Regions from separate parts of the Homo sapiens genome. Here region 1 is linked to region 2. A link is an interaction called in ENCODE POLR2A ChIA-PET data of the cell type or tissue named here. Cell type or tissue: OCI-LY7. All regions are shown on one strand. Links, peaks and the distances in the headings refer to the core of each region. The heading gives the core; the rest is flanking DNA.

Region 1 (11,591 bases), core at 1,250-9,249, 510 kb after region 2:
GAATTCCTCCAAGCCTATGGAAAGGAAAATAACTGTTTGGCTTGTGGTCTCATTTCTCAGTTTGCCAACCCTGAACTTTGTAGAGACTTCTTCACATTACAATCAATATAAATCCATAAAATCTGGCTTATTAACTTCTTTCCCAATATGGTTCACCTTTTAAGTCTCTGTTTCTGTGTTTGTCACTCCACGCTCGCAATGACCCAAGCAGCCCTAGAACCTTCGTCATAGTTCTCCTTTCCACTGATACTCAGTTGTCTAATCCCACCAACCCTAATGCAGCAAAGATTTACTTCTGGGTCCCATACATTTGTTCCCTACTACTTTCCTTCTGCTTCTGCTCTAATTCACAAACGTTTATTACTTCTTGCATTAGCATGAATGCTTTCTGCTGCACATATCATAAAACCTCAACTCATATTGACACAGACAATAAGAATATTCATTATCTCATATAACAAGATGTCTGAAGGGAAGGCAGTTCCAGGTTTGTTTAAATCATAATCAAGGAATCAGGTTCCTTGAATATTGGCTTTGTCCACAGACTAGCTCCTCCTATCATAGCAAAATTTTGGTGGCATGGTAGTTCCAAGTGTCACATGGAGACGACTTCCAGCAGAAGAAAAGATCGTCTCTTTTTTTGTTTCCCTTTTTCAAAAGGAGAAGACACTTCCGAGAAGGCACCTAAAGGACTTCTTTCACATCTCATTGTCTAGAAATAGACCCTAAGGGCTCATCCTAGAGTGGATTCCTCCTCTGGGCAGGGGATGGTGCCTCCTCTTCTGAAGGTTATAGCTAGGAGGAGATGGGGGTACCATGCACTAAAACCAGGATTCAGTTAGAAGATGGAAGGAAGGAAGAACAGAATGGATGGTGGATGGTTGACCAGTGATGTCTTCTATATCCATCTCTTGCCTGGGCTGTCATGGTAGACTCCCAACTATGTCCTAGCCACTAGAGTCTCCTTATGCTAATTTGTGGCACAGACCCTATCGAGATCAATCTTTATAAAGTATAGCATTGTCACAGAACTCAATGCCAACTTCTCAATCTGGCCTCCAAGGCTTTCTACAATTTACCGCAAACTTCCCTACTCCTGGTGTTATCCCATGCAAGATACTTTCTCTTGAGGGTGCCTTCTCTTTACTACCCACCCTTGCCATATCTCATGAATTTACCTCTATCCTGTCATCAAAGTAATATTCCTAAAAGCAAAAATCTGAACTGCACTGTTGTACTTAACTTCTTATAGGATGCGTTTAAATTCCTGAGCATGGTATACATAGCCTTTTAAAAATTAGTCCCCACATGTCTCTCAAGGTAATTTTTCTATTAAACTTCATTTTCTCCTCACCCTACCCCAACTCCAACCACAAAGAAAGGTCTCACCCTTCCCAAACACAGCACTGTCTTTATGTCTTCATGCCTTGTCATATGTTATGCTCACTGCCTGGAATGTATTTCTCATCTTTTTTCCATCTGGTAAAATTCCATTCATTATTCAAAGCCCAGATAAAAGCTCATTTCCTTCATAAATGCTTTCCCAATTCCCCAGACAGAACTAATTTCTTCCTCCCCGATGCTTCCAAAGAGTTCTATTACACCCGTCAACACATTGTATAGTAATGATTTGTTTATATCCATGTCCTCTATCAATATATTTTTCTATGAGACTTTTTTATTGTTTTAATTATGTTAATTTTTCCCCCAGTTGCTGGCACAGGGCAAATCCTCAGTGAAAGATTGAGGATAATTTATTTAGAATGACCCTTTTGTTTAAATTCTACCCATACCTCATGGCCAGGCGCGGTGGCTCACACCTGTAATCCCAGCACTTTGGGAGGCCGAGGCAGGTAGATCACAAGGTCAGGAGATCAAGATCATTCTGGCCAACATGGTGAAACCCCACCTCTACTAAAATACAAAAAGTTAGCCAGGCGTGGTGGTGCATGCCTATAGTCCCAGCTACTTGGGAGACCGAAGCAGGGGAATTACTTGAACCTATTATTTGGGGATTCCTAACAGGACATCAGAATAATAGTAGGAAATCAGAAAAACAGTTAAGCCAATACTATGCCAAATGTTTCTCAAACATCTAAGGTATATGTGTGTGTGTGGCAGGGTGTTGTATGTATTTTGTGGTCAGCTTTAGAAATTCTATAAGAATTTTTAAATTTTACTATTTTATATAGACAATAATTTTTTAAAATACACAAACATTCTTGGTCACATATATATAAATAAATAAATATATATATATATTTTTTTTTTTTACTGATACCTATGACAAGATTCCTTTCTCTCAATGACATTGCATTTGTGATCTTGTTGATGCCAGGAGATATGCTCCATAGACTTCCCTCAAGTTTAAAGATAAACAGGAGCTAGCAATGGATATTTTTGTTTCAGGGGGGTTTAAAGATTTTATTTCTTTTCAAAACCAGTATTAGGCCTAAATGCCACAAGACCAGTTGCATTTTATTAATATAAGTGGTAAGATTATAATCACAAGTGATTATATCTAACATCAAACAATAAATGGACTTGGTTGATTTAGTGAAAAAATCAACCAACAATAGTTCAAGTTTGAGAAACTCTGAAACCTTGCACTTCCCAGAAACCAGTGGTTCCCAAGTGTCTATCATTAACATACTGCATGCCCAGAATGAACTGTATCTGTGTGCCAAATACCGTATATCATGCCTTATACTGTAGTAAACTTAATACTTGTGATAAACCAATCCAAAATTAAATGCCAACATCATTTGTCATAAATAAGAGGTAATTATTTTAAAAAACTAAAAGCATAACGAGGTGATTCTAATTCCAGCTGGAATGTAGGAAAGCCTTGGTGCCTGAGGCCTAATCGCTCTTTTTTTTTTTAAGTGAGATTGACAAATGTTAAAGAAAATGAAAAAAAAAAAAGTTAGCACTGGCTGGGCACGGTGGCTCACGCCTGTAATCCCAGCACTTTGGGAGGCTGAGGGGGGCGGATCACAAAGTCAAGAGTTCGAGACCAGCCTGGCCAATATGGTGAAACCCTGTGTCTATTAAAATACAAAAATTAGCCTGGCATGGTAGCAGGTGCCTGTAGTCCCAGCTACTCGGGAGGCTGAGGCAGGAGAATCGCTTGAACCCGGGAGGCAGAGGTTGCAGTGAGCCAAGATCACACCACTGCACTCCAGCCTGGGCGACAGAGTGAAACTCCATCTCAAAAAAATATATATATATATTAGCACTAAAAGGAAAGACTGAAAGAAATTTTAAAAGCACATAGCTTTGTCTCTGTGTAATTTATTTACTATTAACCATTGTTATTACATTCCTTAAAAAAATCACCTTTATACCATGGATGGCACCAGACTACATTTAAGAATTACAACCAGGCCAGGCGCGGTGGCTCAGGCCTGTAATCCCAGCACTTTGGGAGGCAAAGGTGGGCAGATCACAGGGTCAGGAGTTCAAGACCAGCCTAAACAATATGGTGAAACCGCATCTCTACTAAAAATACAAAAATTAGCTAGGCATGGCGGCATGCTCCTGTAATCCCAGCTACTTGGGAGGCTGAGGCAGGAGAATCACTTGAACCAGGGAGGTGGAGGTTGCAGTGAGCTGAGATTGCACCACTGCACTTCAGCCTAGTGATAGAGTGAGACTCGGTCTCAAAAAAAAAAAAAAAAAAAAAAAAAAGAGAGAATTACAACCATAATCAAAACAATCAACTTGTGGACTAAAATTAACATTTTAAGTCGGTGTTCTGATTTATGATCATGTGTTTTGAATTGTGACATGTTTCACTAAAGACAATAATACTTCATCATTTTTAAAGGAATTATAATATCTGACTAAGTAGGTAACATTCAGAAGCTAAAATATGAACTCAACATTATGAGAAAAGTTACATTTAAAGAAACTTTTGAAGAAAGAACAATGAAAAACGTAGGTGGATTTAGAAGATCTCCCCATTTCAATTTACATTTTAAGACTATTTCTTTCATTACTGGGCACTTAATGGCTTACCAACTAGAGCCCTACTTCTGAAAGATAAGTACAAAAAAATTAAATAATGCCTTTTAATCTCCTTTATTTCCACCAGAATCTATAAAAAATTCAAAGATGATTATTTGAAGATATCTTTGGGGAGTATATTTTCATGCGTCAGCCTACATTTTAATCATTCTGAGATTTTTTTTAGTTCAAACATTCACCTCCAAAGAATTCTTTCTTTCCTTCCTCCTTCCTTCCTTCCTTTCTTTCTTTCTTTCTTTTTAAAAGAGAATATTCAAAGCAGCAGCAGCAATTAACTATGAAATTCTGGGAACAGAGACCTCCCCAGAGACTTCACTCAGCATCCAGGTGGGCTAGAAGAAGGTAGCACTAGGTGCTCAGGACAGCGTGGTTAGGGCTTCATGGCTGTGGACACTGAGGTGGCAGAGCATGGTTTACCTGGTGGAGGCAGACAGTAGGGACAGGTCTCTACCACTGCTAACTTATGCCACAGAGTGACCCAGGCAATCAGAATTTCAACTTGCAGGGAGAGAATTAAGAATAATAGAGATCCTTTCTTCATTTAACCAAGTTGCTGTGTCTTTTTAACTGGCAACTTTGGGCCAACCTATGCTCTAGACTAGGGAATAGTAGATGACTCGTAGGTGCCCAAACCATTTTGTTACTTAGTACTCAGTTAAGGACTCAGTAGGATGGCTCAGCCTTAGAGGGGCCAGGAAAGAAAACAACACATATCCAATGGAGTAAGTTAAGTTCTTAGGGATCAGATGCAGATGCAGGCAATGGGAGAAGACCAGCTAACGTCCTGAAGGTTGGAGATAGTCAGGAGAGGAAGGCATAGGCAGCCAGTAGACGACAGCAGGACCAGCAAAGTTCCAGCATTACAGCAGGTGATTGGAGCAAAACAATGGAAAATCTAAGCTCTTGCAAGCAGGTGGACAGGTCAGAGACAACCATGAGCAGGGAACAAGGTCAATGCTACAAAGCGGGGTTTCTGGGTCAGGAATTGAGTATACAAGGGACAAGTGACCTATGTGTGTCTAGGAATGGTGGTTAGAGCAGGGTAAAGCTCAGGTCTGGGAGGAAGTGAGTGCTGGGGGGGTTATCAAGGCAGTCTCAGGTATGAGAAAACAAGACAGAAACCCGCAGAAGAGGTACAAGGGTAGAACTCTTTCGTTTAAAGAGAAAAGAGGCAAAAACCATTTATCAGAACTGGAGCAGGACTAGCAGTAAATGGAAGGCAGTGGAAAAATAAAGCCATTTTCTAAATGATCTGAATTTCTGATTTTTGTTTCCTTTTCTGTTTATATACTTGATTTTTCTCTTTCATACTAAAGGCTTTCTTGAAATGTCTGATAATCCCTGGCTATTAATTAACATTTAAGAACAATACACTAAAAAAGCTCTGTGTAAACATGAGCTTATTAACTGATGAAACTAGTAGAATAATTGGATGGGAGTCAGAGACTTTGAATGAAACTCTCAAACAGTAGGATGCGGAAATCAATGTCTCCTTAGATGGCATTTATTTTCTTCAAACAGGAATCCTCTGTCTTCTGCCTAAGAAGTAAATGTCTGGAACATAAAAATAGAGTGGAGGAGGGAGGAGGCTCCTACCATTCAATATGCAGACTCTTTCAATCCTTCCATGATCAGCCCAGTATTTCATCCCATCTTTCTGGTGCCTCCATGTCTGAAGTCCTCCTATTTAATGCTGCTTGAAAATAAACCTCAGATTTTTTGCCTGTGATGGGGTGTAAGTTAATCCCAGGTTATATGTAAGTACAAAAAGAGGCTTAAGGGTCCAGTCACTAAATAGCATGACTTACAACCAATTCCTTTGTTTTAAGTTCTTGTCCTCTGCAGAACCTGGTGTCTCTGATGTTAGACATGTTAAGAGTTCCATGATAGGAATAAGCTCACTTTTCATTAATACTCAACTTTAGAGGCCATATAAGTTATAGCCCCCTACTCTCTGTTGAGTCAGTTACCACTTCATCCTCTTTCCATCTCACAAAAAGGTTGAGATCTTAAGTTTCCTGATTTTTCTTCTCCTGGGTTTATTTTTATTTATTTTTTTAATGTTCGAGACTTTTTAGTTTAGTTTTTTTTAATTAGCATATTATGATATTGCTGAGAAAGATTCAAGGAGTCATCTTTAAGGAAAAATTCCTGTAAGTTACTATTGACAACATGAAAAATGTGGTGCATATTTGATACTTAGAATGTCAAAGGTAGCCTTCTGGCTGGGCGTGGTGGCTCACACCTGTACTCCCAGCACTTTGGGAGTCCTAGGTAAGTGGATCATTTGAGCAGGAGCTCAAGACCAGCCTGGCCAACATGGTGAAACCCCATCTCTACTAAAAATACAAAAAATTAGCTGGGTATTGTGGTGCATGCCTGTAGTTCCAGCTACTCAGGAGGCTGAGGCAGGAGAATTGCTTGAACCTGGGAGGCAGAGGTTGCAGTGAGCCGAGATCGTACTACTGCACTCCAGCCTAGGTGACAGAGCAAGGCAAGACTCCATCTCAAAAAAAAACCAAAAAAAACAAAAAAAAACAAAAGAATGTCAAAGGTATCAAAGGTAGCCTTCCAAAGGTAGCCTTCATATATAGATAAATTATTGTAACAGGTCTTGATGGAAAGAAAGGAGAGTGACTCATAATTATCCTGATGGCTTACAGAGAACAAGAAAGATAGTACCCTGGAGTCTAGTTAGTGGTCTTAATTTAACTCTCCATTTGGGGGTGAATGGGACTGGGCTTGCTAAGCAGAGCTGACTCAGTTGTTTCTCAGATTAGTTTTACCCAAATTACCAATCTATCTCACCTCTAGTTGATATATTCCATTTCTTACTTTTGAAATCATGTATTCTCTCCCCTCCAAAGCAATTTACCCATCATCTGCTAATTATCCATGCTTATGGTGAACATTGCTCTCACAATAAGATGAATTGTCTATCTGGCTCATTTGTTGATGAATGATTCCCAAATGCAGCTGGTGCCAGGTGCCTGGCAGGCTTTGTGTGAATAACTTAGGAGGTTTGTTTAAAAAAATAATGGATTTGCAGATCCCACCATCACACCTTGAGGAACTGATTCAACAGGTGGATTAAGGAGGGACTGATGAAGGTAATTCTGAGTTATTATTGTAGACCAGTCATTACAGTTATTTGTTTATTCTATATCTATCCATATCTATTTGCTTACATGTATATTGGCCACTTGTAGATAACTAGTACATGAAGCATATGAAGATGCAAAGATGAATAGACAGTCTTGGCCTTTGAAAAATTAAAATTTAGGCTGGGCACAGTGGCTCATGCCTGTAATCCCAGCACTTTGGGAGGCTGAGGAGGGTGGATCACCTGAGGTCAGGAGTTCAAGGCCAGGCTGGCCAAGAGTGTGAAACCCCATCTCTACTAAAAATACAAAAAATTAGCTGGGTGTGGTGGCATGCACCTGTAATCCCAGCTACTCAGGAGGCTGAGGCAGGAGAATCACTTGAACTCGGGAGGCGGAGGTTGGAGTGAGCTGAGATCGTGCCATTGCACTCTAGCCTGGGCAACAAGAGCAAGACTCCATGTCAAAAAAAAAAAAGAAGGAAAAAAAAGAAAAATTAAAATGTAGTAGATGATATAGACATAGAAAGAATTCTAATTAAAGTCAATAGTGTAACTATAAAGACAATGTGAATTATCTAAAGTGTAGAAATTCAGAAGGGTCAGAAATGGCTTATAGAATCAGGGAAGGTCTTATGAGGATGTAGCCACTAAGTTGGGTTATGAAGAATGAGTGAGATTTCCAAGGGCAGGAATGGAGAGCATTTGAGTAGGTTTTCAGGCATTTGCCTAAAATATCCAAAATCAAAATTGAGGTATACTAGATTCACTTTAATTTTGATATATTTTGTGTTAAGCATAAATAAATATTCTAAGTTAAATATCTAAGTTTGTTGATAGGGGCACAATGAAATATTTTCAACGGGCTTAATTAACACTAATAATTGTTATCACATATTTACTAAGTACCTGCTGCGTATTGATATTTAACAGGTATTGGGCAAAATATAACAATAACATAAAACTCATCTACCTTGAAGAAGCTAAAAAAATAAAATGTGGAAATGTTAAGATAAAAAATACTCAATATTTCTTAACAGATATATTGATAATGGTCCATATTCTTTCAACTTGATTTACCTCCCTACTAATTAATGTATGGTTTGAGTCTTTTTATAGGTCACTTTTTGGGAAAAAATAATGTTTTGTTTCTATTTTAAACACTTAATCTTAGCCAAAAGGCCAAGAAGCAATGTGTTTCTATTTTAGTATCATCAATCAGCAGTACTTCCTCATGTAATAATGGGGAAACAGTTTATTTCTCCTTTCCTTATTCTATTTATAGCTGAAAATAATATTTAAACTTACTTTTTCTTCCCAAATGTTCCATTTTATCTCTTGTGTTGCTTTTTCAACTTTATGTTAATATGCCTTTGCTGTTTCTTGGTAATCTTCATTTTCCTGTTTCAAATATAATGTGCTCTTCATATTCGTCTCAAGCTCTTCTTTCAGTTAAAGTACAAAATCAGGTTGGAATTTTTCCAGAATATTTTCAAGAAAAATGTTAATAATAGCCATACGCTGCACTCTGTATATTGTCTTTAAAATGATTAAAACTGTTATAAAGCACCTATTTGTGCTCAGTGGTATATAAAAAGATGGAAATTATTGCTACTCTCTGGGGAATCTAATATTGAGGAAGATCAATCAGTAAAGGACATAAGTTGCAAGCAGCAGATACAAATACATAAAGAAACAAGGTGACATAGAAGATAAACTCTAGACACTAATAAAGAGATCATGTTATGATCATCTTCTTCTTCTTTCCCTTTGCCTCTGAGCCACAACATGTCCTTCTTTTCTCTACATTCTGCCCTCTTTGTTCTTCCCATTTCTTTCTTTTCTTTTCTCCAATTTCTTAGTTTAATGGAAGAAGAGCTCCTCAGCCCTTTTCTGGTCTCACAAAAAGCATTTATTTCTCTCTTGGGATGGTTCTTGCCCAGTGACACTAAGGATGAAGAGCCCTCCTTGCTCCTGAACGGCCGCACTGGATATGCCTGGTCAGTCTCACTCTCAGTTGGCTGGGATGTCTGCTGTGGCTCTCCCAGAGGGGATCTGTTCTTCAAAGAGCACCACTGATTCCTCAAGGAAAGCATGAAAGATTGACATCATGGGCATCAGAAACAGTAAGCTATGTAGGCTCAGCTCTGTCACGACTTGTATGGTCTTATACCAACTTGGGCATGAACTCCCTTGTCTGTAAAATAGGGAGGTTTGTGGCAAGCTAAATAACGAACCCCTAAACATGCCCGGTTTCTAATCCTTGAAACCTATGAATGTTAACTTATGTGTCAATAGAGACTTTGCAGATGTGATTAGCTTAAGGACCCTGAGATAAGGAAACTATTACTAGACTAGTTGAGTGGACTTGATGTAATTACAACTGTCCTTAGGAAAGGGACCCAAATGTCCTTATATAAAGGAGTCAGAATCAGAGAAGGCAATATGACAATGGAAGCAGGGATTGGAGTGATGTGATTTGAGAATGAAGGAAGTGGCCATAAGCCAACAAAGACAGGCATCTGCTAGAAGCTGAAAAAGTCAAGAAAACGGATTCTCTCCTCAGATTATCCCAAAGGAACTAACCTTGTAAACACCTTGACTTTAGCCCAGTGGAACTGATTTTGGACTTTTAGAACTATAAGAAAATGAATGTGGGCTGCCTTAAGCTACTAAATTTGTGGTAATTTGTTACAGCAGCAATAAGAAACAAATACAAGATTGTACTCGTGACTTCTGTGGTTGCTTCCATCTCTAACTGCTGCTTCATAGCTATGACCCATTGCTAAATGGCCTAGACTTTGCAACACTAGAGTGCACTAAAGGATCTTGTTAAAAGGAACATTGACGAGACTTTCAAGACTTTTTGTTGCTGTTCTTGTTGTTGTTATTTTTTTGAGACAGGGTCTTACTCTGTCGCTCTGGCTGGAGTGCAGTGGCACAATCATAACTCACTGCAGCCTCAAACTCCTAGGTTCAAGCTCTCTTCCCATCTTTGTCTTTAAAAACGCTGGGATTAGGCCAGGCGCGGTGGCTCACGCCTGTAATCCCAGCACTTTGGGAGGCCTGGGCGGGTGGATCACAAGGTCAGGAGATCGAGACCATCCTGGCTAATACGGTGAAACCCCATCTCTACTAAAAATACAAAAAATTAGCCAGGCGTGGCAGCGGGTGCCTGTAGTCCCAGCTGCTGGGGAGGCTGAGGCAGGAGAATGGCGTGAACCCGGGAGGCAGAGCTTGCAGTGAGCCAAGATCATGCCACTGCACTCCAGCCTGGGCGACAGAGCGAGACTCCGTCTCAAACAAAAAAAAAAAATTGCTGCGATTATAGGCATGAGCTGCCACACCCAGCCAAGACTGTTAATCAGGTGTTGCTTGTTCTAAAGAGTAAGTGAAGTTGAAGAAAGGCAATTGAAGAAGAGTCTCTGCAGTTTCATGTGAGGTTTTGTTCTAAAAACAATTAGTAGTAGGAGAAGAGCATCAGTTTTCACGCATTAACCCCAAACTATGATTCCAACTTCTTCTACTACATCCTACCCTCTAGCCCCATCAGTTTTCTCATCAATTCCCAAACGGGCTCCTCTGTTACTCAATTTCATTGTCAGTGCTCACCAGGAAATGCTGTTTCCCAAATCTGCCCTAAGCTCCAACCCCGTGCAAAGTCTTCTCAAAAGCTCTCCTGACCACTGGGCCACACTTAATCGTATCTTCCTGTATTTTCCCCGAGCATATAATTTGTCCTACTTCCAGCCAGACACTTAAATCCACCTTCTGTGTTGTGTTATGTATCTGTCTCCTCCCTTAGACAGAAGAACTGTGAGGGTTCTCTCTGTAGCTTATTCATTTTGGTGGCTCCTGAGGCCTAGGACTAGTACCTACATGTAGTAGCTGTTTGATGTTTCTTGAATTAAAGTCACAGAGGACTAAGGAATCTAGGAACCAAAGAACTAACTATCTTTTCTTCTCATAAAATTTTGCATATTAGTGCAAAGAATAGTGCAAGAATGTTGCATCTTAGTGCAAAATTCTTCCATAGGAAAAACTGCAGAGGAACATGTATTCCTAAGTGCTCCTCAACTTTTCTCCTTACTTTCCACAGTGTTTTACTTTAATATAAACCTCCTAGGCTTACCCGTCCTCTGACATGCCACAGACAAATAGGAAAAAGTTAAACACATCTTACTTGCACAATTTTTTCCAGTAAGAAGATCAAAAGTTAATTCAGAGCCTAAAGCGGTTTGTTAACTCACCCTACATTGCAGTTTATAGGAAGGGCATAATCCATTCTGATTTACCATCACCCCATTATTCTTTCTATTCTTTGAAATTCAGGATTAGATGTATTTTAAGAACTTAAAAACTGTTTAAAAGTGTCAGGAGTAATCACTAATAATGCCTCTTTACTACCTTGTTCCCAACCAAATCCTAATTAAGTAAAGCTCTTCAGTATGTGAACAGTACA
Region 2 (11,591 bases), core at 2,464-10,463:
AATAGACAAACCAAGTTATTCTTAACATGACACACTCACCCTTCCTCTTCCTCCTTCTCTTCTCTGTTTGGTCAAATTGGTCCAATTATTTAGACCAATAATTTGGTCTAAAGCTATCAGGTGAGGTTAAAAAAGGCAGGTGTCTACACAGGTTGGGGGAGGGATGCACAGCAGGGTGTCAGAGCCTATGTGCCCAGGGTGTGACCATGTGTGCAGGGTGTCCCTATGAGCAAGTGGCCACTTGGTGTGTGTGTTAGGGCCTGTGTGAGATTAGAAGGTGTCCTGGGACGGGGACAGCAGGAGCAACAGGACCTAGGTTACATCCAGGGAGTTGGCAAATGAATAAATTTGGGAGCGATAAAAAGAGCAGGTTTCTCACTGCTGGAAAAGCAGTTATAATTATGGACTGGGAGAAAACAAGAATGAATTCAACTGGAATTAGAAATGTCGGTGTAAATTCATAATTTTCATGTAGATAGATAAATAAAATATAGAGGAGCCAGGCGCAGTGTCTCACGCATGTAATTCCAGCACTTTGGGAGGCCGAGGCAGGCAGATCACGAGGTCAGGAGTTAGAGACCAGTCTGACCAACATGGTGAAACCCCGTCTCTACTAAAAATACAAAAATTAGCCAGGCGTGGTGGCACATGCCTGTAATCCCAGCTACTCAAGAGGCTGAGGCAAGAGAATTGCTTGAACCTGGGAGGCAGAGGTAGCAATTAGCTGAGACCATGCACCACTGCACGCCAGCCTGGGCAACAGAGTGAGACTCCGTATCAGAATATATATATAGAGAGAGAGAGAGAGAAAGAGAGAGAGAGAAAGAGAGACAGTCATCCTGGGAGCACTGACATCCTAAGACCCAGCGAAGGAATGAGCACACCTAGCACTCAATCTTAGTGTCTAGATACCACTCTCCACTAAAAGGAACCAGCGCTCCTTGGAAAAATGGTGGCTTCCAGGTCTAGATCAACATATCTTTTTTTTTTTTTTTTTTTTTTTTTTTTTTTTTTTTTTTTTTTTGCCAGAAGGCAAAGCAAGCTCAGAGAATATGGAGACCTATCAAAAGTACCTAGAAATCAGATTGAAGGGACTCACACATATCAAATTTGGGACAACGTGATCATCAGAATAAATAATGATGGCCGGGCGTGATGGCTCAAGCCTGTAATCCCAGCACTTTGCGAGGCCAAGGCGGGTGGATCATTCGAGACCTGCCTGGGCAACATGGTGAAACCCCATCTCTATTAAAAATATAAAAAATTAGCCAGGCATGGTGGTGCATGCCTGTAGCCTCAGCTACTCAGGAGGCTGAGGCAGGAGAATCGCTGGAACCCGGGAGGTGGAGGTTGCAGTGAGCAGAGATCACGCCACTGCACTCCAGCCTAGGTGACAGAGCCAGACTCCCTCTCAAAAAAAAAAAAAAAAAAAAAAAAGAGGAATAAATAATGATAATGAAAGGCTACAACATACTAAATAAAATAAAACAATAATTACAAACTGAAATAAAGGAGTGAGGAAAGAATAAATTGAAAGTATGATGAGGAATGGGACGTTTACATAATCTGAAACTCTGTACCCCCAATACTTATCAATTATAGGGAATACAAAATAATAACTTTATAGTGGAGAACCCTAGCAGACCTACCTTAATAAGTGAGCAAAGATGACATTATTAGTAATGAAGCTATTTGAAATTGTGTGTCACCAAATAGAATATGATGAGATATAATATCATTTATATGATATTTCTGCCAAAGAGGTATAATCTGAATTTAATTAAGAAAAAGCATCAGACTTGGGCCGGGCCCAGTGGCTCACACCTGTAATCCCAGCACTTTGAGAAGTTGAGGCAGACGGATCACAAGGTCAGGAGTTTGAGACAAGCCTAACCAACATGGTGAAACCCCATCTCTACTAAAAATACAAAAATTAGCCTGGCATGGTGGCGCACAGCTACTCAGGAGGCTGAGGCAGGAGAATTGCTTGAACCCAGGAGGCGGAGGTTGCAGTGAGCTGAGATCGCGCCACTGCACTCCAGCCTGGGAGACAGAGTGAGACTCTGTCTCAAAAAAAAAAAAAAAGAGAAAAGAAAAAGCATCAAACTCACACATATTTACAAAACAACTGGCCTCTCACGCCACAGAAAAGGAAGCCAAAAAATAAAAAAATAATTTGGCCTGAAATCTTACACATCAAGATCATGAAAGGCAAGAAAAGTCTGAGGAATTGTTCCAGATTGAAGGATACTCAAGACACCAACAACTAAATGCAAGACATGATTCTGAACCAGATCCTTTTGCTGTAAAAGACGTTGGGACAGGGGCCAGGTGCGGTGGCTCACACCTGTAATCCCAGCACTTTGGGAGGCTGAGGTGGGTGGATCACAAGGTCAAGAGATCGAGAGACCATCCTAGCCAACATGGTGAAACCCAGTCTCTACTAAAAATACAAAAATTAGCTGGGCGTGGTGGTGCGTGCTTGTAGTCCCAGCTACTCAGGAGGCTGAAGCAGGAGAATCACTTGAACCCGGGAGGCAGAGGTTGCAGTGAGCCGAGATTGCGCCACTGCACTCAAGCCTGGTGACAGAGTGAGACACCGTCTCAAAAAAAAAAAAAAAGACATAGGGACAAATGGCAAAACTTGCTTGAGGTCTTAAGATTAGATGATAGTAATGTATTGGCATTAATTTTCTGATTTTGATGTTCTATCATGGTTATGAAGGAGAATTGGTTTGTTTGTAGGAAATGTACACTAAAGTATTTGGTGGAGATGGGCCAACATGCCAGTCACTCGCTCTCAAGTAATTCCGAAAAAAAATTTTTGGTACTGACTTGCAACTTTCCTTTAAGTTTGAGATTGTTTCAAAAATGTTAAATAAAATAAATCAGAATGGTGCACACAACAGCCATACAAAGAAGATTCTTCTCTCTTTCAGTTTTCCAAGGACTGCCCAGAGGATAAGCAGAAAAGCTTGATTAAAAATGGGTTTGAGCAGATATTATAGATTAAGTACCTGGTTTTAAAGACTGGGGATCAAGCTCTCTAGTGAGAAAAGACTTGCTCAGAGCCCAACTGGCCTTGGGTTCCCTTCTCTGAAAAGTTTTTGAAGTTTTCATATTTTTACCTCATTCTATTTCACATGGGTGACAATAGAACAATTTGTCTTCTTTTGCCAAGCTATATGAATTGTTCTGCTAAGGCCAGGCTATGATCAATCATTAGTATGAAAACAACTTTTCAAACTAAAAATTTTAAAAACGCACATACAATTTTGTAAGATTGATTAGCCCCCAAGTAAGTAGATTTCCCCTTGTAAGTAGCAAATATGAATCAGTTAGAAGAGAATGAGGACTATAGGCAGTAGTGTTGTGGATAAGAAAGAGCCGAGTCTTAGAATTGCTTGGGGCCTAAATACTGGCTCTGCCAGTTGCTAGTTATGTGACCCGGAGTGAGGTACTCACCCTCACTGTGTCTCAGTATTCTCATCTGTAAAATGGTCTAAGATAAAATACTCTCCTGATAGAGTTTGTGAATGTAAAGCACTTAGAATCACAAGTAGGTAGTATTTCCTCAGTAACTATTAACTACCATTATTATTACTATTAACATTTTGAATATTCATACCTTACGACTTAGCAGTTCCCTCTCTAACCTTCACCTCAGAGAAACAGAGGAACACCCGTGTACAACGATGTCCTTTGCAGCAATGTTTATAATAGAGAAAAATGTAACAGCTTAAATGTCTATAAATCAGTGTTTAGCTAAAACACAGTGACATATTTCTTACTGCTATGGTTTGAATGGGTCCCTATGGTTGAATGGGTCCCTCAAATTTCAAGTATTGAAAACTTGATTCCAATATTCATATGTTGGTTAGAGGTAGGGCCTTTAGGAGGTAATCAGGATTAGATTAGTTAAGGTCATCAGAGTGGGGGTCCCATGATGGGACTGATGGCTTTATGAAAAGAGGAAGAGGGGCCAGGCGTGGTGGCTCATGCCTATAATCCCAGCACTCTGGGAGGCTGAGGCTGGTGGATCACCTGAGGTCAGGAATTTGAGACCAGTCTGGCCAATGTGGCGAAACCCCGTCTCTACTAAAATACAAAAATTAGTCAGGTGTGGTGGCATGCACCCGTAATCCCAGCTACTTGGGAGACTGAGGCAGGAGAATCGCTTGACTGAGGCAGGAGAATCGGGAGGTGGAGGTTGCAGTGAGCTGAGATTGCACCATTGTACTCCAGCCTGGGCGACAGAGCGAGACTCCGTCTCAAAAAAAAAAAAAAAAAAAAAAAAGAAAAGAAGAAGAGGGAGCTGAGCTGACACACATGTTCTGTCTTACTGTGCAATGCCTCCCATCATGTTATAATATAACCAGAAAGCCGTTAGCATACTCTTGGACTTTCCAGCTGCTAGAACTATAAGATATATATCAATTTTCTTTGTAAATTACCCCGTCTGTGGTATTCTGTTATAGCAGTGCAAAACAAACTAAGACACCTATGTGATTGTCTATACTGAAATTGTAAAAAGTAAGCTTCATGTCACATTGTGAAGTAAAAAGCAAATTGGTATACATGCTATAATAATATTTATGTGGAAAATTTACATGAAATAATACTATGTATTTTTTGACTCTACATAAATAGATGCAGTGCTTAGAAAAATATCTGAAAGCATAAACAAAAAATTACACTTTTTTTGTTTTTGTTTTTCCTTTTTGTGGAGAATCAGGTCTCCTTATATTGTCCAGGCAGCTCTTAAACTCCTGGACTCAAGCAGTCCTCCTGCCTCTGCCTCCCTAAATGCTGGGATTACAAGCATGAGCCACTGCAACCAACATTAACAAAAAATTGATAACCATTTGTTACTTTGAGGGAAAAGAAACTAGATTAGAGATATGATCAAAGGGAATTTAGCTTTACTTGTGATCCTAATTTTCTATAAGAAAAATATGTTTGCATGTTATCTATATGATTAAAGACTGGTAGTGAAAAATCACATTAAAGTATTTTTATGCTATAGATATAAATTTTCTAGGCCGGGCATGGTGGCTCATGCTTGTAATCCCAGCACTTTGGGAGGCTGAGGCAGGAGGATTGTTTGAGGCCAGGAGTTCAAGACCAGCCTGGGCAACATGGTGCAACCCCACCTTTACCAAAAATAAGAAATAATAGCTGGGCATGGTGACACCTGTAGTACCACTACTTGGGAGGCTGAGAAGGAAGGATCACTTGAGCCTGGGAGTTCGAGGCTGCAGTGAGCTATGATTGTGCCGCTACATTCTAGCCTGGGTAACAGAGTGATACCCAGTCTCAATCAATCAATCTATCAATACATCTTTTAAGCACATAATTAATTTTTGATTTGTATCATAAAGGGGAAAGAACAAAGTACTTCAATCCAAAACACTGAGCTGGAGATGAATGTCAACATATTTTCCTCTGGGAGATAATAAATGTTATTTGCTTGTTTACTTTTTCTCCAGCCGATTACTAGCTCTGTGTTTCGTAGACAGTAAGAATGAAAGTTGTCTTTATTTCTTACCCATACACCAACAGCCGACGTCTAGCCCCGCTGGGAAGGGACCCTAGTCCAGGGGGTGGTAAGACATGCTGTAGATTATCCACAAGCTTTCCCTGAAAGGTGACAATTTCTTTCTTTGCTCTTTTTCGTTGCTGCCGGTGTCACAATCAGAGCCACTAGACCTAATAAATGTTTTGTCTTCAGGGCTGGTTGTGTTAAATGACTCTTGGAAGTGAATAGATTAGGCTTTCCCTCCCCTCTGCTTCTTGTCCCTGTGAGTACACATTTTATTTTATTTTTTTTTTATTAAGAAGCTAAAGGAATAGAGAATGGCTACTCCACAGGCAGAGCAGTGTGAGTATGCATTTTAGAATTAGAGCAAATCTGTAGTGATGAAGGATTAAAGCTCAGACCTTTTCTTGCTTAGAGGGCGTGCCCAGCAGCTGACATTCTGCAGGTTCTGCACCAATAGCAGGAGTTCATTTGTAGCCAGGAAAAGGGGAAGCATGCCCTTGTTGGTAATATAGAGCTGCTGAGAGCCACAGCAATGGCCTCATCTGGCTTGGAAGATGATTTGCTCTTTATCTCTAGGACATTTAATCTTCCCTTTTCCAAGCTGTAAAATAGGAACGATAATAGCACCAACAAATGTAAACTGATGCCATATTGACTCAGCATTCTTGGATTAAAAAAAAAAAAACAGTTTAGAAAATGCCTCTGCATTACTCACCGGAATAATGGACCAATAATACGCTTCTTTTGAAAAAGTTAAACTAATAACATTTTTACTGGTTACGTGACCTCAAAATTCGTGCCAAATGTAATGGAGATAACACAATTTTAGATGCTGCTTACATTTGTATTTCTAAGCCACAGAAAGTTCAAAATCAAACCTCTACCTATTTTTGGAAATGGAGGAAAGCAAAATAAAATAATAGTCCATATATCTATAAAAAAGTTAAAAGGTTTGACGTCAAAGAAAACACAAGACTTATATCCATTTAATTGAATGCCTTAAAATAAGACTGTTGCAAGTTAAAGAGTAGAATTACAGACAACTGAGGATGCCAGATTTCCTGAAGGGCCCCTGGGAGAAAAGAGAGTGGAAGAAGCCAAAATCCGGGGCCTTCAGTGTGAAGCAGACATAATCCATTCACAATAGGCCTCAGAAAAACTGAACTTGAGGGACAATGGCCAGTCGCTTCAGGGGGTCTGGAAACGATAATGCTGTGTCCAGGATCTGGTAGCCCTGCCCCTCCATGACCCTAAGAGATTATCCTAGATTCCTGGGAGTTCACTCCTAGAAAACTGGGATTTGGAAGATTTGGATTTGGAGAGTGGGCCCTATATTAGTCCATTCTCACGCTGCTATAAGGACATACCCAAGACTGGGTAATTTGTAAATTTGTAAAAGGAAGAGGTCTAATTGAATCACAGTTCTGCAGGGCTGGGGAGGCCCCAGGAAACCTACAATCATGGGGGAAGGGGAAGCAAACACGCTGTTCTTCACATACCCAAGGCTGGGTAATTTGTAAATTTGTAAAGGGAAGAGGTCTAATTGAATCACAGTTCTGCAGGGCTGGGGAGGCCCCAGGAAACCTACAATCATGGCGGAAGGGGAAGCAAACATGCTGTTCTTCACATGGCAGCAGGAAGAAGTGCGGAGTAAAAGCGGGGAAAAGTTCCTTATAAAACCTTCGGATCTTGGGAGAACCTTCTCACTATCAGGAGAACAGCTTGGAGGTAACCACCCCCATGATTCAGCTACCGCACACAAGGTCCCTCCCTCCTCAACGCATGGGGATTATGGGAACCACAATTCAAGATGAGATCTGGGCGGGGACACAGACAAACCACATCAGTTCCCATCAGCTAAGAGTTACCAGCCAATTCATTTTGTTTTTTCTAGCTAGAATTTGGTTGTACCTTAGCACATTTGGTCTGTAGTTTTAGGATTGTGCAAGGGCTGGCATGAACTGCTTCCAGAAAGACTGTGATGTACTTGCCATGTACTCACCTGCTATAAAATGCAGAGGGCTTGATCTCCACCTGAGTCTAGCAGCTGCCTCATGTCAGCATCAACGCTGCTTTGCGTCGGCAGTGATTTATTTGACCACAGCAGGGTGATCCTTGGTTTTGGTAACTTTTCCCTGAGCAACCCTGATATGGGTGTGAGTAGTAGGAGCGTCCTGGGTGCTAAGTGGTCCAGCCCTCCATGCCTGCCTTAAATCACCCCCGACAAATGAGAATCTATCCTATTTATTTTAATGATCCCGTCCAAGGAAGGAGTTTATCTTCATCCATCCCCCAGAACACATTCCAGAGTTTATTAACCCACAATTCACACTACTGGAAAGTTCTCCTGTATAATGAGACCCTCTACCCTCCCACTTGTGAATTTGGTGGGGTTGGAGGACTGGAGTAAGGAAGGCTGTGGGAATATCTATTTCCAGGATGTGTCCCAGGCTGGTCTGGCAGTTGTTGTCATTCTGGTTTAAAATGGATGTTATGAGGCTTTCCCCAAATAACTCAGTCCTAATTTTCCTGAGGATTCCGCTGTGAAACATCAGCTGCTGAAATGAACAGTACTCTTGTCAGATCTTCAACAGAGCAGGGTTTGGCCTCCTTGTCTCCCCTGGAAGTAGCCTCTCCAAGCAAGTGAACTACGAATGTGGCATCATTTACTGTGATTATTTAAAAACATCAATTGAAAAGTTTTTCCATTTTCTTATTATAATCCTACTTTAGATATCTTTCTTAGCTATTTCAAAGAACTAAAACTCATGTTTAAGTGATAAAGTATATGGAGTAACATTTTAATGGTAGATGAAAATAATAGGTTATGGCCGGGAGCAGTGGCTCACGCCTGTAATCCCAGGACTTTGAGAAGCCGAGGCAGGTGAATTGCTTGAGCTCAGGAGTTCAAGACCAGTTCAAGGCATGGCAAACCCCATCCCTACCAAAATAATACAAAAATTAGCCACACATGGTGGTGCACGCCTATAGTCCCAGCTACTCAGGAGGCTGAGGGAGGATCTCTTGAGCCCAGGAGGTGGCAGTTGCAGTGAGCCAAGATTATGATACTGCACTGCAGCTTGGAGGACAGAGCCAGACCCCATGTCAAAAAAAAAAAAAAAAGACAAAAGCAAAAGAAAAAAATAGTAGGTTATGCCTGTAAAGCACTTTTATATACTCCCAAATACACTTGCAAATTTTATTTTATTCCCCAGATCTCTGAGAGACCTTTGAAAGCATAAAATATTTAGAACTCAAAGAAAATGTAGGGATTACCTGCCCAGGCCCCTACCTGATACAGGAATTCCCAGTATAACCTGGCCCCAAGAGTCATTACAGAGCCATAACCTGCTCACTCCACCTGTCAAGAACTCACTCCTTTGTTTGACATTGGGAGTGCTACAGATTTCCTCCTCCAATTGCTTCAAGATCTGCATGGCTTTGATTTCGACCCAGCTGTAGTTTCATCCTGCCACATAACACAGCAGGATAAGGCAGATCCCTCTTTCACATGAAATATTTATGAACAGCTACCCCACGCTCTGTTTCTGTATACCCTCTTCATTCCTCTCTCAAGCTAAATTTCACCCCAAAAGTCCTCTTTCTCAGGCTAGACATCCATAGTTTTTGCTTATGGAAATTGATCAATACCTTTCTCATTCTACTCATGTTAACTGGAATGGCTTTCTTCAAAGATCCTGCCAGAAACTAAATCTTGTTCTCCTGGCATTGCTTCATCAATAAAGGATGGAGCTGTTTTTCTTCTGGACACAGTACTTCTACTAGTCAGCCTAAGAGCACATTTTTGGAAATGTGCTCTTAAATGTGATTTTTGGAAACATTTGCACTTGACTCACATTGAGTTTGCAATCAATTAAGTGGTATAATGTTTGCATGTGCTGTTAAGCTCAATCTTTGCAATTCTATAGTGGTGAAGTTGACTCTTTGGACTTTGATCTGAAACTTTATTGTCAGTTTTCATCTGGTTTCATTCTTTCAAAAATCTTTTTGAATTCTGACTCTGTTGTATACATGTTATAGCTCTTTTTAAATTTTATTTATTTATTTATTTATTTATTGAGACGAAGTCTCGCTCTGTCACCCAGGCTGCAATACAATGGTGCGATCTCAGCTCACTGCAACCTCCATCTCCCAGGTTCAAGCCATTCTCCTGCCTCAGTCTCCCAAATAGCTGGGACTACAGGCACCTGCCACCATGTCTCGCTAATTTTTATATTTTTAGTAGAGATGGGATTTCACCATGTTGGCCAGGCTGGTCTTGAACTCCTGACCTCAAGTGATCCGCTTGCCTGGGCCTCTCAAGGTGCTGGGATTACAGGTGTGAGCCACTGCACCTGGCCTGGTCTGAAGTTTTAATGTCAGGTTTAATGTCAGGTGATCAATGTTTTTTGTTTGTTTGCTTGTTTGTTTTGACTACCTGATCAGCTAACATGGATCCAGGTATTAGCATCTCTCCTTTCAAATGCAGAGATGATTTTTAAAATATCTGGAATTGGGCGGGTGCGGTGGCTCACACCTGTAATCCCAGCACTTTGGGAGGCTGACGTGGGTGGATCACTTGAGGTCAGGAGTTCAAGACCAGCCTGGCCAACATGGGGAAGCCTCGTCTCTACTTAAAATACAAAAATTAGCCAGGTGTGGTGGCTGGTGCCTGTAATCCCAGCTACTTGGGAGGCTGACACACAAGAATTGCTTGAATCCAGGAGGCAGAGGTTGCAGTGAGCTGAGATCCTGCCACCACACTCCAGCCTGGGTGACACAAGGAGACTCTGTCTCAAAAAAATAAATAAAATAAAATGTCTGGAATGTATTGTACAAGTGAATTAGTTATTTGTGCATTCAACAAACATGCATTGAGCACTTACTATATGCTAGGCATATAGGTGCTAGAGAGAGAACACATAAATAAGGACTCTGCCCACATGGAGCTGATATTCTAAGATGAGATAAATAATAAATAAGTGAATAATTGCAGAGTGTAGTGTGATAAAAGAAATAAACATGTTGGAAAGACAGAATGATTTATAAGGGAGCTACTTTAGGTAGGTGATATGGTTTGGCTGTGTCCCCATTCAAATCTCAACTTGAATTGAATCTCCCAGACTGCGCTGTGGGGTAGACCTAGGGGGAGGTAATTGAATCATGGGGGCTGGTCTTTCTTGTGCTGTTCTCGTGATAGTGAATAAGTTTCATAAGATCTGATGGGTTTAGCAGGGATTTCCGCTTTAGCTTCTTCCTCACTTTCTCTTGCTGCCACCATGTAAGAAGTGCCTTTCACCTCCTGCCATGATTCTGGGGCCTCCCCAGCCATGTAGAACTGTAAGTCCAATTAAACCTCTTTTTCTTCCCAGTCTCCTGTATGTCTTATCAGCAGTGTGAAAACAGACTAATACAGTAAATTGGTACCAGTAGAGTAGGACATTGCTGAAAAGATACCTGAAAATGTGGAAGTGACTTTGGAACTGGGTAACAGGCAGAGATTGGAACAGTTCAAAGGGCTCAGAAGAAGACAGGAAAATGTGGGAAAGTTTGGAACTTCCTAGAGACTTGTTGAATGACTTTGGCCAAAATGCTGACAGTGACATGGACAATAAAATCCAGGCTGACGTGGTCTCAGATGGAGATGAGGAACTTGTTGGGAACTGGAGTAAAGATGACTCTTGTTATGTTTTAGCAAAGAGACTGGCAGCATTTTGCCCCTGCCCTAGAGATTTGTGGAACTTTGAACTTGAGAGAGATAATTTAGGGTGTCTGGCGGAAGAAATTTCTAAGCAGTAAAGCATTCATGATGTGACTTGGTTGCTGTTAAAGGCATTCAGTTTATAAGGGAAGCAGAGCATAAAAGTTTGGAAAATTTGCAATCTGACTATGTGATAGAAAAAAAAAACGTATTTTCTGGGGAGAAATTCAAGCCGGCTGCAGAAATTTGCATAAGTAGCAAGGTGCCTAATGTTAATCCCCAGGACCGTGGGGAAAATGTCTCCAGGCCATGTCAGAAACCTTCACAGCAGCCCCTCCCATCACAGGC

Evidence for each region. ChIA-PET counts read pairs that join two places held together with the same protein. Peaks named below come from ENCODE experiments on the same cell type or tissue, not always from the same donor. Only the 100,000 strongest peaks of a DNase experiment are listed, where the experiment ranks them.
Region 1: POLR2A ChIA-PET joins it to region 2 with 14 read pairs; 3 of 35 experiments call an interaction of 5 or more read pairs at or near these places.

Annotation. Positions count from the first base shown.
Region 1 is chr6:134,646,606-134,658,196 of GRCh38, forward strand. No RefSeq gene overlaps it. Among named protein-coding and RNA genes, the nearest start is that of LINC03002, 110 kb to the left of the region's middle. In OCI-LY7, for the core only: no CTCF peak of the experiment used is centred there; no DNase peak of the experiment used is centred there.
Region 2 is chr6:134,139,860-134,151,450 of GRCh38, forward strand. No RefSeq gene overlaps it. Among named protein-coding and RNA genes, the nearest start is that of SLC2A12, 93 kb to the left of the region's middle. In OCI-LY7, for the core only: no CTCF peak of the experiment used is centred there; a DNase peak (open chromatin) is centred at 6,002.